Linked DNA regions of Homo sapiens: region 2 is linked to region 1. Evidence: chromatin loops called from intact Hi-C (ENCODE). Cell type or tissue: mammary epithelial cell. All regions are shown on one strand. Each heading gives the region's core, and the rest is flanking DNA. Links, peaks and the distances in the headings are about the cores only.

What was found. Hi-C counts contacts between places; a loop is a spot of excess contacts. Peaks named below come from ENCODE experiments on the same cell type or tissue, not always from the same donor. Only the 100,000 strongest peaks of a DNase experiment are listed, where the experiment ranks them.
Region 2: a loop joins it to region 1, with 5 times the contacts of the local background. A loop is called at or near these places in 2 of 110 quality-filtered maps.

What each region holds. Positions count from the first base shown.
Region 1 is chr4:98,145,069-98,155,558 of GRCh38, reverse strand. No RefSeq gene overlaps it. Among named protein-coding and RNA genes, the nearest start is that of STPG2, 6.8 kb to the right of the region's middle. In mammary epithelial cell, for the core only: a CTCF peak has its summit at 4,987 (motif pointing left); no DNase peak of the experiment used is centred there.
Region 2 is chr4:98,620,885-98,631,374 of GRCh38, reverse strand. The region is part of intron 1 of TSPAN5 (tetraspanin 5); the gene reads left to right. Among named protein-coding and RNA genes, the nearest start is that of TSPAN5, 32 kb to the left of the region's middle. In mammary epithelial cell, for the core only: a CTCF peak has its summit at 4,762 (motif pointing right); DNase peaks (open chromatin) are centred at 4,894 and 5,294; H3K4me3 peaks cover 305 bases; H3K27ac peaks cover 2,675 bases.

The sequences.
Region 1 (10,490 bases), core at 1,412-9,411:
GAACTCCTGAGCTCAAATGATCCTCCTGTCTCGGCCTCCCAAAGTGCTGGGCTTACAGGCATAAGCCACTGCACTCAGCTCCTGCTAACATGGTTTTTAATATATCTTGTGAGCTGACTTACAAGTCTATATCTCAACCCTGACCTTTCCTGTATTTATACTTATTTAACTAACTAGATACAAATTCCTGAGTATTGGCAATGTTTTGGCATTTCATACTATGAAAATAAAAATTCACTTTTGTTGACCAAACTTTAAATTTTGTAACCATATAAATTGGTATTAGGTAGAATTTTTTCATGTCATTACAGAGATATCTTCCTTATAATCTTTATTGAATTTGTTCAATTTAATTAGATATGCAGATTTAAAAGGGAAGAAAATTAGATACATGTGTGAGAAATTAAATAAATATATAACTACAGCTGGATATATCAGATTTAAATCAATTCCCCAATATGAAGGAAACAATAATTGAATTCAAGCAAATATTGAGACATATATTTAAGATAATTATTTTTAGAAAGTACCAACTTGGTATTATACGAAACACAACTGAAACTACAATTCATGCAATTTGAATACTTCATATTATCATCATTACAAAAGCAACTTAGTGTTTTTTCTTTAAATTCAAAGTTGAATAAATAGAAGATAGAGAATAAATGTATATATCACACATTAGGCTGAAAGCTCCTTGAGGGCAGAGAATGTGTTTCAGATAGTGTTTATGTGTTGAATTGTGTCCTCCCAAATTTATATGTTGAAGTCCTAACTCCCGGTACCTCACAATGTGACCTTACTTAGAGAGGGGTTTTACAGAGGTACTGAAGTTAAAATAAGGCATTCAGAGTGGTCCCTAATCCAATATGATTGGGGTACTTATAAGAAGAGGAAATTTAGACATGGGTGTGCATAGAGGGAAGATGATGTGAAGAACCATAGGGAAAAGAGGATCATCTGCCAGTCAAGGACAGAGGCCTGGAAATTATTCCCTCACAGCCCTCAGAAGGAACCAGTCCTGCTGATATCTTAATTTTGGACTTCTATCCTCCAGAACTGTGAAACAATAAATTCTGTTGCTTAAGCTGCCCAGGTTGTGGTTACTTTGTTACAGCAACCCTAGCAAACTAATATAGACATCTGGTGACTCAGTTCTTAAACCATACAGGTGCTTCATAACTGGTTATTTTTAATTTGAGATATCTCTTTTAATCTCATAAAAACTAGTGAATACTTTAAAATTTAAATCAATCAGATGACATGATGGAACAAAATAGTCAATGTAAGTTGGTTACATTAATTGCTTTGGTTGCAAACCGTATTTATGACTTTAAGACAATCTTTTATCTTTCCTTTAACATTAGTATTTGGTTTGTAACATAGCAAACATATAATCTTTTAAAATTGTCTCTTTCTGAAAGTTTTGTATACTTCAATAATAAATCATACCAGACAATAAAACAATAAAATTAGAATACTTGGCTTTCATATTTAACATTCTATGCATTTATCCTTTACCATACCTTTAAGAAAAAAACCTTTTAAAAAAACTTGTCATTTTTCTTGATTAACTTTTTTCTTCCTGAACAAATTTTTCTCTTTTGCTTTACATATTATTTTAGGACAAAGACCCTTTATTGAATAATTATGGTATTTCAGATGCTATGCTACATAACTTCATATTTTGTATCATAGATAATTCTCACAATAACCCAGTGAATTGGGTATTAGTACTTCTGCTTTTTACCTGAGGAAATACAGGATCAGTGAGACTAGGTAACCTGCCCACGGTTATACAGGTAATAAGCAACCAGACCACCAGACCATGGTGTTATCTTGTGTCTTGTTTCTATGCCCAGTGTTCTTTCACCTAAAACTGTGTTTCTAGATATAATTTGACTAGTTTTATGTCAACAAGCCCATCAGTTAAAATATTTTGTCTGTAAGTAATAGAAACCCTGACTCAAACTCATGTAGACAATAAAGAAATTTATTATCTCACATATTAGCAGCTCCAAGGTTAACCTCTTCAATGGCATGAGGATCTAAAGTTGCCCAATTTCTATTCTGCCTACGTCCTATACATTATTGCCACATAAGGTTTATTCTGTGATTGTAGGGTGATCTAGTTTTCAGAAATTCTGTCAACATAATCCTCTACATCGACAAGTCAGCTCTAGCCATTAGGTCTAGACAATGCAATATCTAGAGAAAGAAGAGACAACATTTTGTTCTGCGGCTCCTTCTTAGAAATAAGTAAAATAAATACCTAGAAATATTTACTTAGAAATAAGTAAAATTTCCCTAGAACTCCTAGAAGTCTCTATTTTACAGCTCTTTGGCTACTGTGTTAGCTTTCTACTGCTGTCATAACAAATTACCACACATTTTGTAGCACCAAACCACACTTATTTATTATCTCGCAGTTCTGTAGGTCAGAGTCCTGGGGGGCACAATTGGGTTCTCTATTTAGTGCCTTACAATGCCCAATCCAAAGTGGAGGATGGGCTGGGCTGGGAGGATTTGAGGAAGAATCTACTTCCAAGCTCACTAAGTTCATTGACAAAATCCTGTTCTCTGTGGTTGTAGGATTTTGTCCTTGTTTCCTCGTGGGCTATCAGTTGGGGATTCCTCTCAGCCCCTTGTGGCTCTCTGCATCCCTCATCAGGTGGTTCCCTTGAATCCTTCTCATGCTTCAACTCTCTCTGACTTTCCATTCTGCCATCAGCTGAAGAACCTCTCTGCTTTTAGTGCTTATGTAATTAGATGTGGCCCACCTGGATAATCTCCCTATTTTTAGGTAAGCTGTGCCTTATAACATAACTTAGTCATGAGAGTGCCATCTCATTATATCTGTAGTTTTTAGGAATTTGAATGGGAAATCTCTGGGGAGCCATTTTAGAGTGATGCCTACCACAGCCACAGTTGGGTCCTATGTCCTTTTCTGAACTAATCAATGACAAAGGGAATGAATTACCATAATTTGCTCACATAGTCTTCTGGGATGGAATGGAAATGTTGGGGAATAAACCGCAATGTCCATTATATAACCACATTATAATGCTTCTCTTAAAAGTGTTGAATGGGTTCATATATTCTCTATACCATATATTGATATTTTATTTTTACAAATACTATCATCTGGATAGTACTCTTTTCCTCATTATTTTTCATGATGTTTAATACATGGTGGTTAGAATACTGGTTAAAAATTATTTTAGGAGAGACAAAAAAGAGGCTGTGTAAGTACAGTTTTAGTATTCAAAAACAAAAAATTCTCTCCATCCTATCATGGTAAATTATCTTAAAAAGAGAGAGCTGGCCGTGCACGGTGGCTCATGCCTGTAATCTCAGCACTTTGGGAGGCCGAGGCAGGCGGATCATGAGGTCAGGAGATTGAGACCATCCTGGCTAAAACGATGAAACCCCGTACTAAAAATACAAAAAATTAGGCGGGCATGGTGGCGGGTGCCTGTAGTCCCAGTTACTCGGGAGGCTGAGGCAGGAGAATCGCTTGAACCAGGGAGGTGGAGGTTGCAGTGAGCAGAGGTCATGCCACTGCACTCCAGCCTGGGCGACAAAGCAAGACTCCGTCTCAAAAAAAAAAAAAAAAAAAAAAAAAGAGGGAGAGAGAGCTGATTAACTTGTTGAGCTTATAGATAACAGCAGCATTATGGCTATAATTTGGGTTTCTTACAAGTCTTTCTGTAAAACATTTAATAGGATTATGGCAGATATAGAGAGAATATTAGTCCAGCTGTTATAGATAAGCTGCCTTAGGTACCTGGGAACAACTTCCTGTAAGAAACCGCTGCCCACTTAGTATTACCATTGAGAAACCATTTACAGACACAACCTTCAACAGTCTCCGGTACTTCTTTAAGAGTTCCTCTGTAGGAATTGTAACTTCTTTTCATTCCCCCTCCCCTCCACATCCACCACCCTGCTCTGTCTAGTTTGTTGCAATGTAAAAGAAATCTAGCTGTATACCATGTCCCTCCATTAATATGTAGAATAACTTGCGACAGTGTATTTAGCAAGGTAGATGTCATTTTCTCTACTTCCTCTTTACATGTGAACTTCTAGAAGCTGTTACTTTTGCCCAAGATGATGACTTTCCTCCTAAGAGAAGAGTTTTTCATCAGGCAAGAATATCTAAGTAGGGGCATTTCTCTCTTAGAACCTCTTTCTACCGCTGTTGATTGCACCACCTAGCAGGAGTGTTTGCCATCTAATGGCAAGGTAGGACTACTCCAAGAGCCTAAGCCACAGTTGGAAGATGGTCCAAGTGCAGTGTACATTCTGTTTGTTTGGCTGATGTGCTGTGTCTTATATGTCAAAATGTAGCTTAAGGACTGATAAGTTTTCTGAACTATAAATAATCCCAGGGAATGAAGTGATAGTAAAAACACTGGACAGATCTGGGACTTTTGTGGTAAATATGGTACTTTAAAGGAATAAGAGGTCGACTGAATGCTAAATCAAGTAGACCTTAATCATTTCTGATTGTTTCTAGATCAACTTTTTCATTTTTAGGCTTGAGGAAACTAAGGTCTAAGGCAAGCAGTTAGTAAAAATAAATCAGACTTGTGAGCGTTTAGTCTTTCTAGTACCTTATTTTAAGCATTTGTAGTCAATGGAACCACCAGTTCACTTTATTGTTGGATAGAGTTTTATTATATTATCAGTAATACTATAAAATGTACATTTGATACAAATTAATGTTCAATATCTGTAAGTTTTTGCTGCATTTTATTATAGAGAGATACCTATTTACTTTGGGTAACAAATTATTCATGCAGGGTTGGGATTCTGGTTATTCTGTTAATGAATAAGGATATAAAATGTGGTATATTAGAAATATTATATTTTCAAGAACTTTTACCTTTGTTATATAGGTTTTCTGTCAAATTATTTAAGTGTAACTGTAAAGTTAAATTATTTTATATGTGAATAAAAGGATGAGTGATTTTATTAGCATAAATTGGTGGAATTGTGCCATCTAGTGCCCTTTACTAAAAATAAAAAAACCTTTTTTTTTTAAGATTTATTTTTCAGTTCTAGAATCTCAAAGTTTGAAAATTAAAATAAGTCTAGACATCTATTTGTCTATCCCCTAATATTACAGATAAGAAATATGATTACAAAAATAAAAACAAAATTAGGACACATGTTACTGGAAGAGTGTATTTCAGGCACAGGAAAATATTCTAGCTAATCCCTAGGAATTAGTGTGGTCATTCCAAGCATTTCCTAAGATTTGTTTGCTTCATCTAGTATAACATTCTCTGAGGAGTGTACTAGTGAGGAGGGGACTGAGAAGAGTTGTAAGGAGGCTGAAGACTACTAGATTATGAGATTCTTATTGGAAGGGAGGAAAGATCCACTGGAAGGGAGGAAGGATCCCTTGATGGCTGAAGCCTTTTCTTCCCTTCCTTGCCTTTCCCCTGTCTGCTGTATTGTTACCCCAGACCCTACTATGAGAACTGGGAGAATCAGGGTTGTGTGTGTGTTTTGATAAGAGCAGGAAAAGAGAAGTTAAAGGTTGCATTATGATAAATAGGGGGAATGTGAGAGAGAAGGTAGAGAAAAAACATTTTATTTTAGTATATTGGTAGCTGACACTAATTGGTAGAATGCTTTGCACTTACATATTCCAAGGTTTGTTTGCATGAATTTGAAATTACCTGATTACTTTTGAGACCTAACCTTTATATATTAAAAAAAAAAAGGTGGGGGTGGGAGCTAATAAGGGTAAATTTGAGTACCATATATAGAAGAGTTGTGCAGAAACCTAATGATGTGTAATGAATATCAATTCTTTTCTACTACAAATATGTTAGGAAACATTTCTGCAGCTACCTACCCATATATGTAGGACATATGCACATCACTTATATTAGTTATTACACCTGTTAAATTAGGCTAAAGATTTATCTAGTAACCTTCACTTAACTATTAATCATATACTGTGCTGTGACTTCTATTATGTTCTTGACAGTTTTTGTCTCTTGAATTGTCATTTAATTTATGTTTTTGGGACTTGTGCCAACAACTATATATACATATCTACATTTCTATAGAAATGTTATGCATAACTCTCAATGTCTTGTTCATAGTAGGCAATTAATAAATACTTGTTATTTACTGGGCTTCAATAGAATTTTCCATTACCCTGGAAAAAACATGTTGTCAACAAATCCTTTATATTACAACTGTGAAAATAAAGTATGCTTTATCAAACATCAGAGATTTTACAAGCACTCATGTAACTTAAGGTAATTTTTTTTATTTTTAATTGTGACAAAAAACATATAACATAAAATTTACCATTTTAAAATGTGCAGGTGTCTAAGGTTATGCACATTTACATTGTTGTGCAATGGATCTCCAGAATTTTTTCATCTCATAAAACTGAAACTCTATACTCCTCAAACAGCTCCTCATTTCCTCCCCCACACACCCTGTCCTCTGGCAACCACAATTCTACTTTATGTTTCTATGAACTTGACTACTTTAGATACTTCATATAAGTGGAATTACACAGTATTTGTCTTTTGGTGACTAGCTTATTTCACTTAGTGTAGTGTCCTCAAGGTTTATGCATGCTGTATCATGTGACAGGATTTCCTTCCTTTTTAAGGCTGAATATTATTCAAGGTAATTATTTTTAAAGTACTTAGCCTGAAGTCAGGCTATCCTTAGCCTCTAAATCAATGAGAACTACAAATCAATTTAATACGGTTTGTATATATAATAGAAAAATATAGCTACCTATATTTAGTGAAACACTGTACCATGCTGAGACAGAATCCCAACAATTGAGAATCTCCTAAAACTATAATAAACTCCTTTGGGACCATTATGCAAGACAGTAGCTTTTTACAAATGCCATGTAAATATATTCTTAAACTTTGTTGTCAACAATTTATAAGTTGAGCTACATGAGATTTGAACCTCAATATAGAGTTTCCATTTTTAACATCCTGAATTAAAAGAATGAGAAGTGCCAAATTCATCCATTTTCAGTTTCTAAAAGCACACATCATACTTTAAAAAGACTTTTTATTTATTATTCATTCGACGTTCTTAGAAAGAAAAGTAAAATGCCTTACCATTCCATTCATATTTTTAAAAAGAAAGTACTGCATTTTTTATTGTTTTCCTTATTCTCATACCATTACAAAAATGTTTTTTACATTCTTAGGTGGTTGAAAAGATTTTTTTAAAGAATAATATTTCATGACATGTGAAATCATATGAAATTCAAATTTCAGTGCCCATAAAGTTTTATTGGAAGATAAACACACACCACACAGACTCACACACGAGCAAATTAACATACATACACTAGAAAACATTTCCGGATTCTTTCTTTAGTTCTCCTGATCTATTTGTCTTTTTCTATGCCAATGCCACATTGATTTGATTATAATGGCTTTATAGCCACTGTATCTTCTGATTCATGGAAATCAGAGTTATTCTTCACTATTCTTTTTTTCATACTCTCTATTCCCCCACATTATTATATCAAAAAATCAGAGGGATTCTAATTGGAATTATATATTAGTTTTGGGAGAACTGATATTTTAATATTGTTTTCCTATTTAACTTTGATATCTTTCCATTTGTTCCTATCTTCTTTGTTTAGATTCTATGCCTTTCCTTTGCATAATTCTGTCATTATTTTTGTCTTTATTGAAAATGAGATTTTTTTCCAATTTCCTTTTTAGGTAATTGTTAGGATAGATAAAAACTACTGTTTTTTATATATTTAACTTTAATATGGTCACTGCACTTAATTCTTTTATAATCTTAGGGTAATTTATTACATTTTCCTGTACTGTTTTGGCATCCAATTACATCATAGGCAAAAAGAGATATTTTTATATCTTTCTTTCCAACTAATACCAGTTATTTTACTTAATTTTGTTGTATTCAATGGACACACCACTATTTTAGTATATGTACTGTCGAAGCAAGCATGATACACCATTACTAGATAATAGTAATAATGATAGAGGCATTTCTATTTATTTTTTATTTTAATTGAAATAGTTTTAGTATTTGCTGGTTGGGATAATACTTTATTGATTTTAATTTTTAAGGTATTTTTTATTATATTAAAATAGTATTCCTCAAATTCCATTAAATGTAGAATTATCATTACAAATAGCTCTTTAATTTTATCAAATGCTTTTCCTTTTTTTTTTTTTCACTTTGGGAGGCCTAGGTAGGAGGATCACTCAACTGTCCTTTCTTCATCTATTGATATGAACATATATTATTTTCTTTGATAATTTATTAATGTAGAAGATTATGTAGTGGTTTTCTAAAACTGAATTATCCAGGCAATTAGAGAATTTACTTATTTGGTCTTAATATATTATCATACAAAAGCATTGCTAGATTCTGGTTGCTAATGTTTCATTTTATTTGTTAGATACACATTTATGGTAGAGATTGATTGTATTATTCTTTTTTGGTGGATTCTTGAACATGTTTTAGTATTAAAGTTATATACATTCATGAATAAAATGGAAGGAATTCTTTACAATATGGAATATTTTAAATAACATTGGAATTATCTCTTTTTTAAGTTATGTAAGACTTAGTTGTAATTTTCATCTGGTATTCATGCCTGTTTTTTAGGTAAAATTTTATTTCAGAAAAGTTTTAGATTTTTAGAAAAATTATAAAGTACAGAGAGAAACTCAATCTATAACCCATAGAGAGTTTCTGCTATTTGCTCCTATAGCAGGCAGGAGTTTGAGATTACAGTGAACTATAATGGTACCATGGTATTCCAGCCTGAAAGACAAAGCAAGACCCTGTCTTCAAAAAAAATTTTTTTTTGTGTATGTGTAGATGGAATTAGCAAATAGGAAGAAACAATGAAACAATATTAATACATTATTAACTAAACTCCATACTTTATTTGGATTTCTTTAGTTTTTACCCAATATGCTTTTTCTCTTCTTCACTGCAGCCAACATATTCAGTATTGAATCAGTTTAATTTCTTGGACCTTATTCTTGTTCAAGCTTCATTTTGAAGTTTATTCTGGTATAAGCCAGCAGGGAGAAATGGAAAGAACCTAAATTTTGAACTCCAATAAATCTTAGCTCAAACAAAAATTCCATCTATGGAATTACTAATACAGTAAAATGTTTACATAGTGTGGTTAATTAGCATTAAAACTTTTGGAGGAATTGAGAAATGCTGAACCAAATTATTTCATATTTATATGTAATTATAATTCTGTGTTAACATATTTTTTTTAGTATACTAATTCCAGACTATTGAAGAAATATTTACAATGAGAGATAATGAAAAAGATTTATTTTTCTCATTAAAAAATATTTTCCAATCTTGAAATACTGTGTACCATTCTCATTACTGAACCATAAGGAGGAAATAATAGCTGGGAAATATAGAGAGTAGCCACAGTCATCAAGGAAATAGAAATTTTCATACTATTTGAATTGTTTGAAAAGGAAATTCAAACAATTTTCTTTTTTTTTTTAATTATACTTTAAGTTCTAGGGTACATGTGCACAACGTGCAGGTTTGTTACATATGTATACATGTGCCATATTGGTGTGCTGCACCCATTAACTCGTCATTTACTTTAGGTATATCTCCTAATGCTATCCCTCCCCCCTTCCCCCACCCCACGACAGGCCCCGGTGTGTGATGTTCCCCCTCCTGTGTCCAAGTGTTCTCATAAACAATTTTCTTTTAAGACAGGGTCTTGCTTTGTCTTCCAGGCTGGAGTGCGGTGGTACCATCATAGCTTGCTGTAATCTCAAATTCCTACTTGGCTAATTTTTAATTAAAAAAAAATTTTTGTGTGTGTGCAGGTGGAATCTCCCTATGTTGCCCAGGCTGGTCTTGAACTTCTGGCCTCAAGCAATCCTCCTGCCTGGGCCCCCCAAAGTGCTAGGATTAAGGATTACAGGTGTGAACCACTGCACCTGGCCTCATAGAAACTTTTAAAAGAAAGATTTTTTTTTGTTAAGAATGCAGAATTTTGAGAGACCAATTACCAAATTATGAAGAGTATATAGGTTGCACTTCAGTGTGTAATATTTAGGTAGGATCTGGCCAGAAGACCCACAAACACTGGGGTCCTGCCATTGATCAGCTACCCATCTCTGTGAAGTCCTTGAGGAAAAAGCATTCACTCAGGAGGCAGGCAAGGTAAATAAACAGTGTTTTCCTAGCTGGTACTCAGAAACTCTCCCATAGAGGTCTGCAAATGAGCTAGGAAGGGTGCTATGAAGAACTCCCTTTGTCTAAATTAGGTTACATTCAATGGCTGAAAATCAAATCAGACAGAAAGCATATAAAGCCAGCTTTACCATTTCCATTTCCAATCTCCAAAAATATGTATATTCAAGCAAAGAGTAATGTAGACTACTGCAGACAGAATGGCCAGACAGGGCTTGAAATTCTGCATCAATGCTTACGGCAACCATGGCCTA
Region 2 (10,490 bases), core at 1,186-9,185, 480 kb before region 1:
CTTCCCAGATATTGGGGTGAACTTGATGAGAGTCTGGTGGTGGACTCAGGGACCTGGAATTGTCTTCCTCACTTTCTTGCCACTTCTCAGTGTGAATGTTGTCTGTAGGGGGTGCTCTCCTTGCTTGCCGTGGGTCTCAGAGCTACCAGAGCATTAGAATGTAGGAGATGCGCAGGCCTTGTGGACGTTTTGCCAGTCGAGCGATTCAGCAAAGTAATTGCAAGGTTTCTCTAATTGTTAAATATCTACAACAGGCTGAATTTGGATTGGCTGAAAAGAAAGGTGAAATGAGGTCATCAGAATTACATGATTTTTTTCAAGTTCTGGCATCTTGTGTTCTTTGCCAAGCAGAAATATTCCAGTAGAACTGTGATAATGCCTTTCATCTATCTGCTGAGCCTTCCAGATGGCAGTTTCTCAGCCAGTGAGCAAAAGAAAGGGTGTTGAGATTTATGAGTAAGTTGATTCCCTTCGTTTGTACTTCCCAGTGAACTCTCATTCGCTATTTGTGCTAAGCACCAGTGGCAAGTTATCCTCACATCTTTAGCTCTGCAGGGCCCTTAAGCCAGTAGGCCTTACTTCAAGGGGAGGAGGGCTTCAAATTCAGAGTAATAAATAGCTGTCTAAATAGAGCCCTTCACATACTTTCTCAGAGAACTTTTTGTGATCTAAGTGGACTTAAGTTTCTTGAGGACAGGGGCACTCCTTTCTCCTGGGTAGCACCAATGCACAGGAAGCTTGGCGTTGGATTCCGTGGGCCCCTCCCTTTCTAGTTATGTGCACAGTCTCCCGGGTTGAGAGAATCCCTCCCTTTGCTAAGTCATCTTCATTCAATCCAGGGATGTTTAGGGAATATGCGTGCCTCGGATGACAATACAAGATGGATTAAGGTGATTCTTGTGCTTTGAGAGCTCTCAGTCCAATGGAGGAAAAACATATAAATAAATACACACATAAACGAGAAGTGGTGTATAAGTCTAAAGATCAGGTAATGAGGGAATGTTTTAGAGGAGGTGGTGCTGCTGTATGTATTGGAGGCGGGTAGGGATTTGCTGAGCAGAACATGTGCCATGTTGTTTTCTCCATCAGGCCTCATGGCTGGAACAGCTGCAGTGCTTTTCGTTTGGTGCCTCCTCTGCTTTGCCTTTGTCCTGTTCTTGTTCACTTTGAGCACCCTTGCAGCCTACCCTGGGCATAACCCTCCAGGAACTCTGATGCTGTTTAGTAGATACTCAGAGGTTACCACTTAATCCTTGTTGGTTAGTTTTGTTCCCCAACTCGAGCGTGAATTCAGGACAGGGCCCATCTCTGACCACACCAAATGCAGTCAGTGCATATGTTAAGATTTAGGGAAAGCGTTTGGGTTGGTTAGTCGAGTATTTTCATAGATTATTATTACCTGGTTATGTAAGTATGACAAGACAGTTTAACAATGACACAAATATAAGCAGAGGATCTGATTAAAAATACTTTTTTTTGAAAGGGAAGCATAAGTTTGTGGTCAGCAGCAAATAACCCATTTGATCTTCATTCATTTATTCTTCCATTTATTCACTCACTAACAGTCTGTACCTTTGTGAATAGCAACAGTCTTTTTCTTCATTGGTGTTTTTTGAATGCTGGGTTTTTACTGCCCTGGGGATTTTCTTTAAACCTGATAGTTGTTTTGATAAATCATCTGGATACCAGCTTTGAGCTAATTCTTTTCTATTAAGTACCTCTTAGAGTGGCTGACCATAAACCATTTGAGAAATCACTACATTTTATTAATGACTTTTGAGATTTAGCAGCAACTTAAATTAATAATACTGGAGTGTGCTTTGGATAAAAGACCAGGAGACTGCTTCATTCTGCAAACCAGAGCAGAGATGAGAATGTTTGCATTAGGAGAACGTAATTTATCAGCATTTTAGGCTAGTGTGTCGATTGATACAAGGTTGGGCAATAGTGGTAGGCAGTGTTATAAGTGCTGTTTGTATGTATCAGCTCATTTAATCCTCCCAGTAACCCTTTAAGATGTCTGCACTATTATTTTTCACATTATTCTGATGAGGACATCGAGGCACAGAGGGGTTGTGTGACTTGCCTGCAATCTTGGTTGTGTGCTCAGAAATAGTCTTTTTGAGACTGAAGATATTCTGGTTATGTGTAATACACAGTACAACTCAAAGACTGTGAAATAGTTCATAGACAAATTATCCATTCTTTGCCACTTTAGAGTAATTATGCTTATTGTTTCTGTTTCAGGATAATATGTGTGTGTTTATAAGCATTTTTTCCTTTTTATTTAATTGCAGTAACATATACATAAATAACTATGATGGCTAGTTTTGAACTCATTTAAAAACAAGTAAATTTATGCTTTGATAAGCTAAGGTACATTCAAAGCATTCCCATTTCCAAAGCAAAGTGTTTTCAGTTAAAGATTATAGATGTTGCCTTTTGCCAGGGATGCTTGTGAGAATGTCATTTAGAGAAATCTTAAAGTAATTTATCCATAATATTAACTTAGCATGCCTTCTCTCTGCAATGTACAATGTATCATAGGACAATGTATGATACAGCTCAGTTTTGATATATCAGCAAGTTGAGTAGTAATTTTTGTTTGTTTGTTTTAGTTGTTTTAAAAGCTGGTGTTGCAGATTCCTATGCTTAGAAGGACCAGGCAGAAAATAAGCCATTAAGGGTGCTGGGAATGCAATAGGGAGTGATGGGGAGTGTGGTAAAGGGGTCAGCAATGCTTCTGCCATGCCTATCAGGGAGCTGGTTTCCATTAGCTGTTGGTTGACCCAGGAATCTGTACCTGTGTTGCCAGATCTAACCATTTTCCAGGAGAGGCTGGAACTTCATATTTAAAAAATGAGAATTTGTCAACTTTAATAATTTGGAAGAAAATTCAAATTAAACCAATACCAGGCAGTGTGGTGTACCCCACATTACAGAGGAAAGTAGGGGACTTGGGAGGTACATGAGTCAATCTATAGATGCTCCTGTTGTCATGTTAAACTTGTGCTTGCTTTCAGTTGCTGTTAACATTTTGGGTCCACTGTATCTAGACATGTCCTTCAAAAGTTGCATGTAAGTTAATTTTTTTTTCTGTATTTAAAAAATGGCCCCACAAACACTAGTCTAGATGTTGAAAAAAACCCTTATACCTTATTATGGAGACTTCTGATGAGTCCTTTTGTACAGTGAACAATCACTTGCTGTATTTACGTTTGTACTTTTGTGTTTAAAATGGGGAATGGTGTTAGATATTGCATACTGCTTGAGTTAAGGAGGTCGTTAACCAGGAATGCTTTGGATTACTCAGATTATTATTGCACTGGTGTTTGTTGTAATGGAATTTGACCTGTCAGGGGAGCTGTAGATGTTTGGATGAGTGTTCAGTCCTTAATACTGTTATCTAAATTCTAGGCATGTTGCCTGTAACTTCCAGTTTCAAAAAATCTATGTCAATCTGTTCTTTTATAACCTAGTGCTGTTGTTTTTTTCCCTCTTGTTTTATATTTAATCATTCTCTTTGGCTCACAACAGCAGTCCAGTCCAAAGATTTACTTTTTCTATTTTCAACCCCATCATTATTTTTGTGTAAAAAGTATGTTTTGAGTTACAGCAATTCATGGAGATCAAGCTTCTACTCTGTAGGGAGAAGAGAGATGTCATTTACTACAGAGTTTATACACACAAATGTTCTGCTGCATGCTGTGTTCCCACTGAAATCCAGGGGGTTTATTTGCATTTATACTTAAAGAAGAATGACCGTATTTGGCTGACTCTAAGCCAAGATGATACAGGCCCAAAGTTTTTCATGGAGGAATGGGGGAGTAAGGGAAATAGGAACATTTGGAAGAAATAGTTGTTGTTTTTCCCTGTTTTATTCAGTGGGCATTTTATTCACAGATCATTTGATGCATTGCATTTACTCGTGTTATTCTGGTTCCTTTTGTGTTTTTTTTTTCCTTTTGAAACAACTTCACACTTACAGGAAAATGGCAAAAATACTAAAATAAGAACTCCTATAAACCTTCACTGATAAAATCCCTTCAGTTTTCTCCAGTTATCCCAGTAACGTCCTTTATAGCAAAAGGATCCGGTTCAGGATCACTCATACCCAGCTGTCATATCTTTCCAGTCTCCTTCATTCTAGAAGCATTCTTCATTCTTCCTTCATCTTTCATGACACTGACACTTTTAATTACAGGCCAGCTGATGTGTAGAATGTCCTTCCTTTTCTTAGGAGATGTTTTCTGTCCTTCCTTGAAAACCCCACTAGTGTTACCTGCCACGAGGAGAGCTAGGCGCTCTGCCCCCTACCCCAAGCTGGTTGCTCTCTCTTACAATGCTTCATTAATCAAGTACCCTTTTTTGGAGCATTGATGATATTCATTCATCCTTTTAGCCAGTAAATATTTTTTGATGTCTATTACGTGCCAAATGGGATACATTTAAGAACAAAGCAGACCAAAAAAAAAAAAAAAAAAAAAACCTGCTCTCATGAAGCTTACATTTTAGTGGAGGGTAACAGATAACCAACAAGAAAAAATAAGTAAAACAGCAAGTACATTAGATCATTAGATAGTGATAAACGCTAAAGAGGATCGAATCAGGCAGGAAAAGGGATGGGCAGGTTCTTGATAAAGTGGCCAGGGAAGGCCTCCCACACTAGTGATTGTGGAGCAGGAACCCCAAGGAAGGGAAGGAACAGGCTGTGGGGCTAGCTGCAGGAAAGCGGTCCCGGCAGAGGGAGCCTGTAGGGGTGAAGGTTCTGCTGCACCAGGTGGGCCAGGGGTGAGGAGGAGGCGGTCTGGTGGCTGGAGCCAAGCAGGAGGGGAGAGGAGAGTGGTAGGAAATGAGTCAGAAAGGCAGAGCAGGGAGATTATTCTAGGCTTGTTGCCACTGAGGGAGATGAGAAACTCTGGGGGAATTTTGAGCAGAGAAGTTACATGATCTGACTTATGCCTTAAAAATCCTTTTGTTGTTTACGGAATAAGCAGGTATGTAGGGATGGGGTCAAGGTTAGAAGCAGAGAGATCAATTTAAGATCAATTATGGGAGGTTATGATAAGCCCTTTGTGTATCTGTTTGTCCTATTAGCACATAAAGGGGACTCAGTGGTCTTCAACCTTTAGAATACATAAGATGTACCTGGGCTGTTCGTGAGTGATGCAGATTTCTTCACTGGGAAACCAGCATGTACCTGGGCTGTTCGTGAGTGATGCAGATTTCTTCACTGGGAAACCAGCATTCATTAGATCTCACCTGTGTTGTCAACAGCCAGCCCCAGGTGATTCTCATGTGGATGGTCCTTGAACAACATGTTGATGTTGATAAATATAGTAACAAGTGAGGAATGAGTGAATAATTGGTTTATGGAAAATCCTTTAGAGATACTTAGTTATGAAGTGTTTCCACTCATTGCTTTATTTCTCATAAACATAGTACTCAACTTAAAAATATGTGGTAGTATAAATTTTCTCTTAAAACTTACCTGGCACAGAAAGATCTAATAAGCAAAGTGATTTTTTTTTTTCCAAGAGAAGATGTGTATTTGATGAAATAAACATACTACTCTGACATACTATTTTCTTGCTTTTAAACGTGGTTTTCAGAAGGAATGAATAAATGCTACTAATAGGGTTCATTCATAAAGAAGCAATTAAATGTATTCAAGAGGAAATTGGTTTCAGGGAGTAGGTCGGATGAAGCCATTTAAAGATAGTAATAGCAAGTGAGTCGTATTTTAGAGTGGACCAGATCTGGCTTGACATTTCATTGCACCAGAGGTTCACAGGAAGGAAGGGGTTTGGCCCTCTGGCCCTGGAAATATGTAAAGGGCAAAACATAACAGACTTTTGTTTTTTCTCTTTGGTGAAGTAACGTCAATCTTGCATGGGTAATCTTGAGTTGAACATGAAAATAAGTCTTACCTTGATTAACTGGGTAAAATCTTGGTCAGTTTCATGGGCTTTGGAACCAAAGTGGCTCCAAATTCTGCTCGGAACTATCAGTGTGACTGGGCAACTCACATCACCTTCATTTCCTTATAAGCGGGAAATAATACCTGCTTCACAAGCTCATTGTAAGGATTGAGAGTTAATCCATTTATGTCTGAGGTTGCAATTTTTTGAATTTTTGCAATCAGACCTTGGCAACCACCTTGAGCAGAAGGGTATAAAAAACTCCCACATGCTTAGCGTTCCAGTAATGGAACACTAGGCATAAATAACTACTGCCCATAGGGCTCTTACAGAATTGTCTGGTGTATTATAAGCACTCAACAATTATTAGCTTTTTCTCCTCCTCCCTTTCCTATTATTGTTGTTGTTATTATCATTATTATGTTTCAGTGCTTTCAAATCGTATTTTGCCTTTTGGAATCCTACAAATTTTCAATGATGGTTTTTTTGGGATTGGTTGTGTCTAAAAATACGTTCATTAATGCCTCTCTGTATAGGAGGAATCTAAAGTCTTAAGTGTGGCGTTAGTCTTGTGTATTTATGATCACTTCCTGGAAGTAGGCTGCCATCACTTATGTAACATTGACTTTCTTTCCCTCTATCAAAGAGAAGCTCAGACTTGCTTCAGGGAAGTATGTTGAGAATTAATGAATAAGTTAATGTTTGTGGCTCTACCCCATTAACTACTAATTAATGTAAGTTACTGCTCTTATAGTTCTCCAAGTACTATCGTCATACTGATTCTCTGAACTAGGGACAGGGACATTGAGAAGACTTTTTCTTATGTACTGTGGGGAAGCAGTGTTTTGTAAAATTTTTGCTCTTGCTTTTACAACAGAGTATCACTCCGTATCTAAAATTTTACACCTCCTCTACAAAACAAACAAACAAAAAACACAGAAAAACCCAACCTAGATTAAATCAAGTAACTTCTTATGGAGCTCTTAGTAATGAAATGTTACTTATGTTAATACGTATTTTTTTTTCCTCTGGGAAACCATTACTTTCATTCTTGACTTTATCTCCTCATCATTATGCTGCACTTAGTCTGTACTTGGCAATAATGTTCTAAAAGCTCTCATAACAGTTCCATGAAGGCATAGTGTGGTAGAGGCAGTCCTAGCGTTGTGGTTTGTTTTTTTTTTTAAAGGTTTGTATTTCAATTCTGTGTTTCTAAAGGTAAGATTTGGATCTTCTGCCCCTGAACTTTTGTCTGTAAAACAGGGATGGTAATAACTTCTATTTGGGTTTTTGTAAGGCTTTGGAATAACATATATGTCAAATACCAGGCCTGAATACCAGCAAATGTGGCTGATTGTGACTAATGCAATGATTTTATTACTTTTTTTCAATATGATTCAATTTGGTAATATAATTAGAACCAATTTCATAGTTTCATATAAAGCAAAAGAAGGTATTTATAGGGTCCTAACATCAATCATATTTCCACCTGACATAGGCTTACCTTAAATAACTAATATCCAAACTTACTCTGGGAGGACACCTCTTCTGTAAATGGATAAAATTGAACTTTTCAAAGTACGTGAATACAGAGGAAACATGGAATTGTATATATGTATGTGTGCATGTGTTGTTTTCAAATAAAGTAACTCACTGTAATGAATTACAGTGAATTTTAAATTTCCCAATTTTGTATTAATGTTGAAAGCCACCAAAGGAGTAAGGGATGGGTTGTATCTCAAAAAGGCCACCGGCCTGAGCTAAAACTGTTTCCTATACTCTTCTAAAGGCAATGTTTATTTAATCCCAAGAGTCCTTTGTTCTCATGATTACAAAGTTAAAATTTAATTATTTGCATTGTAGACTTGAAAGGATTAGCTACACTCGTGATTGATATGTAAAGAGAGTTTTATAATCTCTGGAACTATGGCTTTTGAGGAACAAAATAATTTAAGCTATAATTTTGAAGTGGGACAGAGGATATTATTACAGGTTTATTCATAGGATTCTCATCTTTTGATTGGACTCTAATTAAATACCTTCTTGTCAGCAGGGAGGGTGTGTGGAGGAATTATGATTCTCCTGCTTTAATCGTTGTTGATTTCTTAGTGATACTTTGAAGTGGCATCCAACTGTCTTCTCCAGCTTTCAGACCCTTTGATGAAACAATAGAAACTTGTTAAGTACATGACCAGATTCTTTTCATGCAGTTCCCTTGGGGGAGGTCTATTTTAAATTAGATAGGTTTGATGTCCAGTCTGAAAAGCATTTATTCACCAGTTCTGATAACAGGTCAAGTAGTTTAACCTCTTACACATAAGACTAAGGGAATTAAAACCTTTCCTTTCCACCACCACTACCCTCCCCTCCCCTAAAAAAGGAAAGGAATTTTAAAAAGGAAAAATGTAGAAAGAAGTAAAATGGTGTTTATCCTTTTTTGTTAAAATGTCACAATTTAGACCATTTACAAATCTGTTTCTTATTACAAAATGATGAGTCTCTTTTGTCTTTGCTCAGTCTCCTTCCTCTTAGTCCACCAATATTATAATTTTGTTAAATTCTGCTTATCACACTCCTTCCTGCAGACACGTTTTCTTCTGTCCCACCACTCATTTTCAGAGCTCCTAAAAGTTCAGAAGCCCCTCTTTTCTATACTTTGCACTTTCTCTCATGGAATCTCTTCCATGCCCATGACCTGCTGAGTCTCAAAGTTTAACTCCAGAGCTGACTGACCTCATTTTTAAGCCTCAGACTGACTGTCCTACCTGACATGTCCTCTTGAATGTTTTAAAAGTCATGTCAGACCCATCGGTTCAAAACTGAACTCATGTTCTCTCATGAATGCTGGTTTCTATGACTTTTTTTCTAAGCACAACTCAATATCTCATTTGCTTGAAGCCCTCCAGAGAACCCTCAGACATTGCTGATGGGAATGAAAATGGCGCAACCACTGTGGAAAGTGTTTTGGTGGACCCCCAAAAAAGTTAAAGAATTACCATATGACTCATCAGTTTTACCCCTAGGTATACATTTCCAAAAGAATTGAAAACAGGTGTTCAAATAAAATGTGTGCATGAGGCTGGATGCAGTGGTTTATGCCTGTAATCCCAGCACTTTGGGGATCTGAGGCGGGTGGATCACTTGAGGCCAGGAGTTCGAGACCAGTCTGGGCAACAGGCTAATTTGTCTCTATGAAAAATACAGAAATTAGCCAGGCATAGTAGTGGGCACCTGTAATCCCAGCTACTTGTGAGGCTGAGGCACGAGAATCATTTGAACCTGGGAGGCAGAGGTTGCAGTGAGCCAAGATCGTGCCACTGCATTCCAGCCTGGGCAACACAGTGAGACTCTGTCTCAAAAAAAGAAAGTGTGCATAATGTTCAATAGCAGCATTACTCATAATAGCCCCAAAGTAGAAACAGCTCAGATAATTGTCCCTGATGAATGGGTAAACAAATTGTGGTATACCCATACAATGGTATAGAAAGGAATGAAGTAATGATACATGCTACAACATGGATGAACGTGGAAAACATTATGCTAAGTGACAAGCCGTACACAAAAGGCCACATATTGTATGTTTCTATTTATATGAAACGTACAGAATAGGCAAAAATCATAGAGACAGAAAGCAGATTAATGGTTGCCAGGGGCTGCGGGGGGGGTGGGAATGAGGTCTCCTTTTGGGATATGAAAATGTTCTACAATCAGATAGTGGTGCTGGCTGCACTATATTGTGAATTTACTAAAAGCCACTGAACTGTGCACTTTAAAATGGTGACATCTGGCCGGGCGCAGTGGCTCACGCCTGTTATCCTAGCACTTTGGGAGCCTGAGGCGGGCGGATCACGAGGTCAGGAGATCGAGAGCATCCTGGTGAACATGGTGAAACCCCGTCTCTACTAAAAATACAAAAAAATTAGCCGGACGTGGTGGCGGTTGCCTGTAGTCCCAGCTACTCGGGAGGCTGAGGCAGGAGGATGGTATGAACCTGGGGGGCAGAGCTTGCAGTAAGCAGAGATCGCGCCACTGCATTCCAGCCTGGGAGACAGAGCGAGACTCTGTCTCAAAAAAAAAAAAAAAAAAAAAGTGACATATTGGTTCCCTAGGGTTGCTGTAATGAAGTTCTAGAAACTGGGTGGCATAAACTACAGAAATGTATTGCCCCACAACTCTGGAGGCTGCAGCTCTGAGATGAAGGTGTCACAGGGTTGGTTTCTACTGATGGTTGTAGGGAGAATCAGCTCCGTGGCTCTCCCCTAGCTTATAGTGGTTTGCCAGCCATCTTTGTCATTCCGTGGTGTATAAACCTGTCACCTGACCTCTGTCTTCATTTTCACATGGTGGTCTCCTTGTGTGTGTGTCTGTGGTCCAAATTTTGTCTTTTTATAAGGACACAGTCATACTGGATTAGGATCTACCCTGAACGACCTCTTAATTAAGTATACCTGCAATGATTCTATTTCCAAATAAAGTCACGTTTTGAGATGCTGGTAATGACTTCAATATGTGAATTTTGGGGATATGCAGTTCAACCCATAACAGTGACTTTTATGTTACGTGAATTTT